Regions from separate parts of the Homo sapiens genome. Here region 2 is linked to region 1. A link is a contact called in ENCODE Hi-C or POLR2A ChIA-PET data. All regions are on one chromosome and are shown on one strand. Each heading gives the region's core, a stretch centred on a gene start or an enhancer-like site at or near the end of the contact. The rest is flanking DNA. Distances are from core to core; before and after follow the strand shown.

Region 1 (3,940 bases), core at 822-3,321:
GAGGTAAATTAGCGTGAGGTGCAGAAGTCCAAATATAAGTTATGAAAATGACATCTGTCCCCAATATCCTATTAAAACTGCCTCTCAAGATCACCACCCACAACAACGGCAATGACACAAACAACAATAAGAACAAGTGCCTGTGGATCATACACACACACACACTGTGCCAGGCACCATTCTAAGGGCTTTGTGTGTATTATTAGCTCATTTAAAGTCACGGCAATCCTATTAGGCAAGTGCTAACATTCTACACATTTTACAGATGAGAAAACTGAGGCATGGAGAGATAAATGAATATGTCCAAAGACAAGGAGCTGGTAAGCCAGTGGAGGCACAAGCTGCACTCACATGGTCATGAATGCCTTTTGGGGACCCTGACTCCACAACTCTGTAAGCCATGTAGCTACTGTGCTTCCAGAAGACCTACCAATGGCCAGTCCCAAAGGCCTTTCTTTCCTCACTTGGCCCTGCTGTACCTCTCTGATGACAGCACAGGTGTCAGCCCCGCCTCCCCCGCAGCTTGTTTCTTCCTCTCTGTGGCTCCTCTGTTTCCTCTCTGCGTTCTCTCTTCCTCTGCTCTGTAAATGGAGGCATCCTCCAGGGTTCTTCCCCCATTCCTATTTTCCATCCTCTTTTTTCTTTCTCCCTTTCACTGGGACTTCTCACCAGAATGTATTGGATTTCATGTCAGGATTTAAAATCACCAGGACATTTAATGAGAGCTCACTGGATTTAATGTCAGGATTCTAAAGTTCCAGAGGGAAGGCCTTGGGTTCAGCTCCTTCATCCCTGGGGTCCTCTGTTCCCCCTGTGGTAACATGAAGGGGTGGTTCAGAGCAATGTTCTCACCTTGGTTGCCCACCAGCCCCACCTGGGGAGCTTTTATCAATATAATTGCCCAGCCTCCATCCAGACCAGTTACACAACAGCCTCTGGAGGCAGAACACAGGTGTCCATATTTGTAAAGCTCCTGGAATCTTTGACTTCCTGTCCATTGGTCCTCAGCAGTGGCCTTCCTCTCCATTCTCACCCTTTTCTAAGTGCCACCGTGGGCTTCTCGCTGGTCTCCTGCCTCCAGATTCCCCCTGATGATGCATGCCTCCCCCAAAGCCAGGTTTCATTTCCTAGAGAAAAGGTCCAGTCATATAATATGTCACCCTTGCTCAGAGACATGCAGTAGCTCCCCATTCTCTGCCAGGTTAAGGAAAGGGCCCTCACACAGGCATTCCCAGGTTTCCAGAGCATGGACCCACCTTTGCTGCACCAGTGACCTTCTGGTAACTTCCTCCAAACTACATGAGTCGTTCTTCAAGCACTGACTCACTTTCCTACCTATGACCTCTTTTCCCATCAACATCTGTTGAAATATTTTACATTGTGCAAAGCTTAATTCACATGTCCCCTTCTTCATGAAGTTCTCTTGATATCCTTTTCTTCCTTACAAGTCCCGATAGTTCTCCATACCTCTCCAGGAGCTCAGTGAGTGGTCTTCCTTGTTTATAGTTATTTGGACTCCCACATTTCTACATAGAAAAAAAATAACCTTCTGTCTCCTCCTCTCCCCACGAAGGGCAGGGCTTACAGGGAGCTTCTGCCCCTTGGTCTGCTCTCTTCATTGGCTATTTCCCACAAGAGAAAGAATTTAAGTCTCTGTTCAGATCGTTAGACATTTCTGGGGCCACATTTTCCCAGTGTAGGGCGCTATGTTGTGTCAGTGTTAGGAGCCAACTCTCCCTTTCCTCGTGTACTTCCTGCGCCCAGGCTTTCTACTGTTTCCTATCCCCACATAGGAAGCCCACTCCAAAAAGATGGAGCAATACCCGATATCTCTGTCCTTCCATGACAGGGTGGGTGGAGCAGGCTGATCACCTTCTCCTGATTGGCCAGGCAGATGGGTCTGCTCCTCAGAACCAGCCTTTCTGGATTCAAGGCAGAAAAGAGTAAGAGAAACACTCTGCCCTCCTAGCCAATGCTGAAGTCACACATTGGCATTCAGCTTGAAAGCTGAATGAGTGAAGATCTACATGGGACCCACCTCCCAGCCCTATGTGGGATCAGCATGCTGCTAATCTATTTCTCCCCGTGTGTGCCCTTCCTCTGAAGGGGCCCTGTGGTTAGACAGTGTGGGTAGCAGGATCCAAGTACCAAAACCACACCCTCAGTGCCTAACAGCATGCCCTTTGTCTTGGAGTTTTGCTTCCCTCCTTGCACAGAGGAAGTCCTCAGTGACCACCTGTTAAAATAAACTGAACTGACGCATTCTCTCCTTTCTATCACTCTCTGTATCAACCTTGGTGTCAGCATGTGCTTTTCTGGCTCCATGTCACCAGGGCACCCTCGAAGCTCAACTGCAAATCTGCTCAAAGAGGGGAGGGAACCCTGGGAAAGGGAGCCCAGCTCCAGGACATGCTCACTGTCAATACTCACATTGGGGAATAAGAATCAGGATCTATGTTCCTGGTGGGGACAAAGCCCACTTGTCCTGAACTTGTCGACTTTCCAATGAACCACTGAAGCCCAGGTATGACAAAGCCGATGATCTCAATGCTTTCTCCCTGGTAGAAATTCAGTTCATCCTTTTCTCCTGGCTCATAACCCGTCAAGGCCTTACAGCGTCCTCTGCCTGTGGAAAATAGCACACAGATCAGCTACAGAAGACATGAACAGCTGAGCCTCCCATCACCTTCCAATGCAATAGAAAATGAGGGGTTCCCAGACTTTAGAATGTCAAGGACCAGTAACATTTCACTCCCCTCCCCACCCAAAAATTGGCAGGAATGACACAGGACAATTTGCTTTTCATTTTGCCAAACTAGGACATATTTTTAAAAGAACTACAATCCACTTTCACCAAAGAAAAAATGTTTTAACAAACACAAAAAAAGATTCTCAGATAGCGGATATGCCTTAAAAATGAATAAACATAGCTTATGGGAAACTGGAAAGCTCACTGTATTGTCCTGGTTTGTCTGATTTTGCCACTGTAATGTAAATGCTTTGTCATGGTTGGCACAAATCCACAGACCAGTGTGTGAGAACCACTCGACCAGAGAAGCTCTCCATGTCCTTCCAGCTCCTTTGGCCTCTATGACCCTCAGTCTCCCCAACTGGAAAATGGGGATAATAGGAATACCTGCTGCTTATAAATATTAAAGAGAATCAAAGAGATACAGTGCACAATGCCTGGTACCTGGTCAACCCTCAATAAACATTAGCCTTATTACCACTGGTGGAATAGAAAGCTGCTAATGACTTAGAAGGATCTAAAAGACTCCCTTTCAGACTATGGTACTCAATCTGATAAATTGCCTACCTAGGATCTAGCAATGACCTTTTGATGAATGTTTTTCTGTCCAGTTTACAAAGTACAATTTGCACTCACTTTCTCAGGTCTTCTCAAGAGCTTCAAAGGGCACGGAAACTATCAGAATCCCCTTTTCCCAGGTTACGGAGGGAGAGAGAGGGTATGAGATTTGTCTAAGGATCTTATGCATGGCAAAACTGAGTCTAGAGCTTAAGTCTTCAGGCTGCTGGTTAGCCTCTCCATTAATCCTGGTGGAGATAAAGGCTTTTATGTGCCTCAGTTTCCATATTTGCTTTAGCTTCTCTGCTAAAGCTACTAGCCTATTTTTTCTGACATTTTTGGTCAAGTTTCTAGATTGTGTTTTCAAGATCAGAAATTCTCACTATTTTGTGGGTCGATGGGATCTACCATGTGTTAAATATCTACATTGTAAGAGAAACTGTGCAAAGTGATTTATGGATGTCATTTTGTTTGGTTCTCATAACAACATTTAAGTTGGTTTTATTGTATCATTTTACTAATGAGGAAGTTGCAACATAGGGCAGGTGGATTGGCCAAGATCACACTGGTTTTAAGTCAAGGAGCCAGAATTTGAACCAGAATAGACTTCAAAGCCTTGCGTTCTAACTACAA
Region 2 (3,940 bases), core at 477-2,976, 530 kb after region 1:
CTTGTGTTTTTCCTGGCCAGTATAAGAGCTAGGTAACTGCAGCTATTGTATCCATCGTAGGTGTGAGGAAGCCAGAGCTTACCCAAGAACACCAGCTTTTATTTTTATTATTTTTATTTATTTATTTATTTATTTTTGAGACGGAGTCTCGCTCTGTCGCCCAGGCTGGAGTGCAGTGGCGCGATCTCGGCTCACTGCAAGCTCCCGGGTTCACGCTATCCTCCTGCCTCAACCTCCCGAGTAGCTGAGACTACAGGGCCCACCCGGCTACCACACCCGGCTAACTTTTTGTATTTTTAGTAGAGACAGGGTTTCACCGTGTTAGCCAGGATGGTCTTGATCTCCTGACCTCGTGATCCGCCCGCCTCGGCCTCCCAAAGCGCTGGGATTACAGGCGTGAGCCACCGCGCCCGGCCAAGAACACCAGCTTTTTGAGAAGGATTCCTTACATTCCACACCACTGTTCTATGATGTATGTCTGTTTACTTTTACAGGGAACATGTCCTGTCCAGAGCTTTCTGCCTGTTCTAGATCTGAATGGGGAGTAAAGTAGCAGAGATTACCTAAGTAGGCTTACATTTGACTTAAATCATCCCCCTCCCCCCTTGGCTCATTTACATAGTTCATCTGCAGCTCAATAAATCTCAATTCTGCCGCTTGGTGTTCCATCAGGGTCTGACTTCCAGTTGTGCCTGAATTCCCACAGTTTTGAGAGTCAGCACCCATCTTCATCGTGTCTGAATCTCAAACCCAGCAGTTCCTGGTGTGCTGTCCAGTTCCTTGATCCAGCTGTCTGATCCCGGTTACTCACCTCTGTCTTCCTGTCCCCACCAGCCATCCTTCCTAGACAATGCTGCTTATTCCTGCTTCATCAGTGTTCATTTCTTCTGCCTCTTCCCTGTCAGATTCTAAAGCCAATTGACCTATTTAAACCTTAGCTACCCACCAGCCTTTCTACACCCTTCTTGCTTCCTGTCAGACTCCGAACCTGATCTGAGCTCCTAAATCTTGCTTCCTTGTGTGTGTTCTGTAGGCCAGGCAAATGATAGACTTAAGACTCTTTCTACTTACCTTCTAGCCCCCTCTAACCTATATGCAAGCCATGTTTTGATGATTTGTGGCTTAGGATTTCAAGTTCTGTCATTCTTCTTAGCCTGTATTTTTTTGTGTCCTACACTGTATCATTGATTGCCATAGCTTCTGCCCTAGTTGATATAGGATATGTGAGAGCACTTTGTTTAGGCCATAAACCTCTTAGAAATATACTCTGCTGCTGTTATTATTAGGCAATTCAAGCCAAAGGTGACTTTCTCTAACCTTCCTGGGGGAGGGAGACAAGCTTTCAGCTGAAATAGAAACTTTACAATTATTGTCCAAAGCCAAAAATAAGAAAGTGTAACAACTATGACACGACCACTTCTGGTATCTTCGTGTAGAAGATTCCTTTTGACAAGGTCATCACTGTAGACTTTCAGATGTGTCATAGGAAACAGATAAAAATTTCTAGATTATTCTAAAGGTTTTAGAACCTTTCTTCTAATCAACGTGAAGATATTGAGTTTGAGTTTTCATCTACACTGATTGATTTTCCCACGCATAGGTAATAATTAGTTTAAATTTTTTTTTTTTTTTTTTTTTTTTTTGAGACAGAGTCACTCTGTCGGCCAGCCTGGAGTGCAGTGGCGCGATCTTGGCTCACTGCAGCCTTCGCCTCCTGGATTCAAGCAATTCTTATGCCTCAGCCTCCTGAGTTGCTGAAATTGTAAACATGCACCAACACGCCTGGCTAATTTTTATATTTTTAGTAGAGATGGACAGGGTTTCGCTGTGTTGACCAGGCTGGTCTTGAACTCCTGTCCTCAAGCAATCCATCTGCCTCAGCCTCCCAAAGTGCTTTAATATTTATACAGTGCTTTATACAATATTAGTCTTACGTATGTTATCTTATATCATAAAAAAATTTCATTGGGAAAATAATTTCATTGTTTTAAATTTTAGATAGGGCAACTTAAGCCCAGATATCTTACTTAACTTGCCCAGGTGCACTAAATGACTCAAGGTTGCATCTTGTACTTGAACTCAAATTTTTCTTACTCCAAAGAACCTGCTTTTTCATTTCTCCCGTTTATGCATCTCAGGACTACAAAACACCCTGGGAAGGAAACTGCTCATCTCTTTCAAGATTAAGGGAAGATATAAAAACAGACATCCTCGGCCGGGCGCGGTGGCTCCCGCCTGTAATTCCAGCACTTTGGGAGGCCAAGGCAGGTGGATCACCTGAGGCCAGGAGTTCGAGGCCAGCCTGACCAACATGGAGAAACCCCGTCTCTACTAAAAATACAAAGTTAGCTGGGCGTGGTGGTGCATGCCTGTAATCCCAGCTACTCAAGAGGCTGAAGCAGGAGAATCGCCTGAACCCAGGAGGCGGAGGTTGCCGTGAACCGAGATCGCGCCATTGCACTCCAGCCTGGGCAACAAGAGTGAAACTCTCTCAAAAAAACAAAACAACTCCCAGACATCCTCTTAGTAGATCCCATGGTATGGCACAGCAAGGTATGTTAATGAACCCATGGCACATCGTGATCTTAATGATTATACAATGCTGCCATCTTGAGGATATGATCAGTAATTGTTATTCTAGCCAGCCTTCTGTGGCCTAGCATCAGGCACAGCCAGAAAGCTGAATCTGGACAGTCAGATGTTAAATACCCAGCAAGGAGCTACAGTCAAGGAGGCCAAAATAACATTTGAGGAGCCAGGCAAGTGTTAGGAGATTGAGCAAACCTGTGGTGCTTTCAGAACAAGGTAAATGAAAAGGACCAAATTAGGGCACATCAATTCATGTATGCAGGATAAGAAAAACGGGGCCTTTTATTTACTCCCAAAGCACCCTGTTCTTCCTTCTAGTATAGTGCCATCTCACTGTATTATAATTGCTATAAACTGGTTTCTCCCAGTGGACCGATGAGCCATGACAGCAGAGAATAAGTCCTGTTATAGTTATATCTGCATTGTGTCCTCAGCATTAGCACACTGGGTAATAAGTATTTAGTAAATATTTTGTGGCTTAATGAGTGACAGGCATAGGCAGCAGGGGACAAAGTCAAAATAATGGCAGAGCCAGTTTTCCAGATTTCCAGATCAGTGCTACTATCTACTATACAACATATATTTATGAATGGGCAAAAGCATACTGGCTACCAAGAGACACTGAAATATACCTAGCCTTTTAGGTGGCCACCAGCAATGATAGCCATGAGGCATGTCTCTAAGGCTGTAAGCACTGGGCTTATTTATTGAATACCACTTTGGACCAGTCACTGCACTAAGTGCCAGGACTGCAATGAAGAACAAAAAAGATAGCCCCAGCCCTTATGAGGTTTACAGCCTAGATCTAGACTATACTACTGATCAGACAGGGCCTTTCATGGTCATCATGACTTGGTGAGGACATGTGATTCCACAATCTGGTCTTAGCTTTGTAATGTCAGAAACTCTAATTTTTTTTTTTTTTTTTTTTTTTTTTTTTTTTTTTGTGAGACAGAGTTTCCCTCTTGTTGCCCAGGCTAGAGTGCAATGGTGCGATCTCTGCTCACTGCAACCTCCGCCTCCCAGGTACAAGCAATTCACCTGTCTCAGCCTGCCAAGTAGCTTGGATTACAGGCATGTGCCACCACGCCTGGCTTTTTTATATTTAGTAGAGACAATGTTTCACCATGTTAGTTAGGCTCATCACGAACTCCTGACCTCAGGTGATCCACCCGCCTTGGCCGCCCAAAGTGCTGGGATTACAGGCCTGCACCACCGTGCCTGGCCCAGAAACTCTATTTTATCTATGGCTTTGGAAGAAGTTTAGACTCATTGAACCTTCAAAAACCCTATGTGGGACAGGCGAGGTGGTTCACACCTGTAATCCCAGCACTTTGGGAGGCTGAGGTGG

The links. A loop is a pair of places that touch in the nucleus more often than their neighbours do. ChIA-PET counts read pairs that join two places held with the same protein, here RNA polymerase II (POLR2A). Pooled maps may share reads with other maps.
Region 2: a loop to region 1 is called in a map with no recorded cell type, with 5 times the contacts of the local background. The contact joins two enhancer-like sites. A Hi-C loop is called at or near these places in 1 of 37 single-sample maps with no recorded cell type and 8 of 50 pooled maps. POLR2A ChIA-PET finds 5 or more read pairs at or near these places in 1 of 52 experiments (H1).

The regions. Positions count from the first base shown.
Region 1 is chr5:149,035,865-149,039,804 of GRCh38, forward strand. SH3TC2 (SH3 domain and tetratricopeptide repeats 2) reads right to left here. Exons shown (of 17, transcript NM_024577.4): 8 at 2,431-2,626. Among named protein-coding and RNA genes, the nearest start is that of MIR584, 25 kb to the right of the region's middle. Within about 2 kb of position 2,072, at least 3 of the 41 ENCODE cell types and tissues checked have a DNase peak (open chromatin) inside an H3K27ac peak, as active enhancers do.
Region 2 is chr5:149,562,330-149,566,269 of GRCh38, forward strand. It overlaps a transcript of ARHGEF37 not described here. Among named protein-coding and RNA genes, the nearest start is that of CSNK1A1, 13 kb to the left of the region's middle. Within about 2 kb of position 1,727, at least 6 of the 41 ENCODE cell types and tissues checked have a DNase peak (open chromatin) inside an H3K27ac peak, as active enhancers do.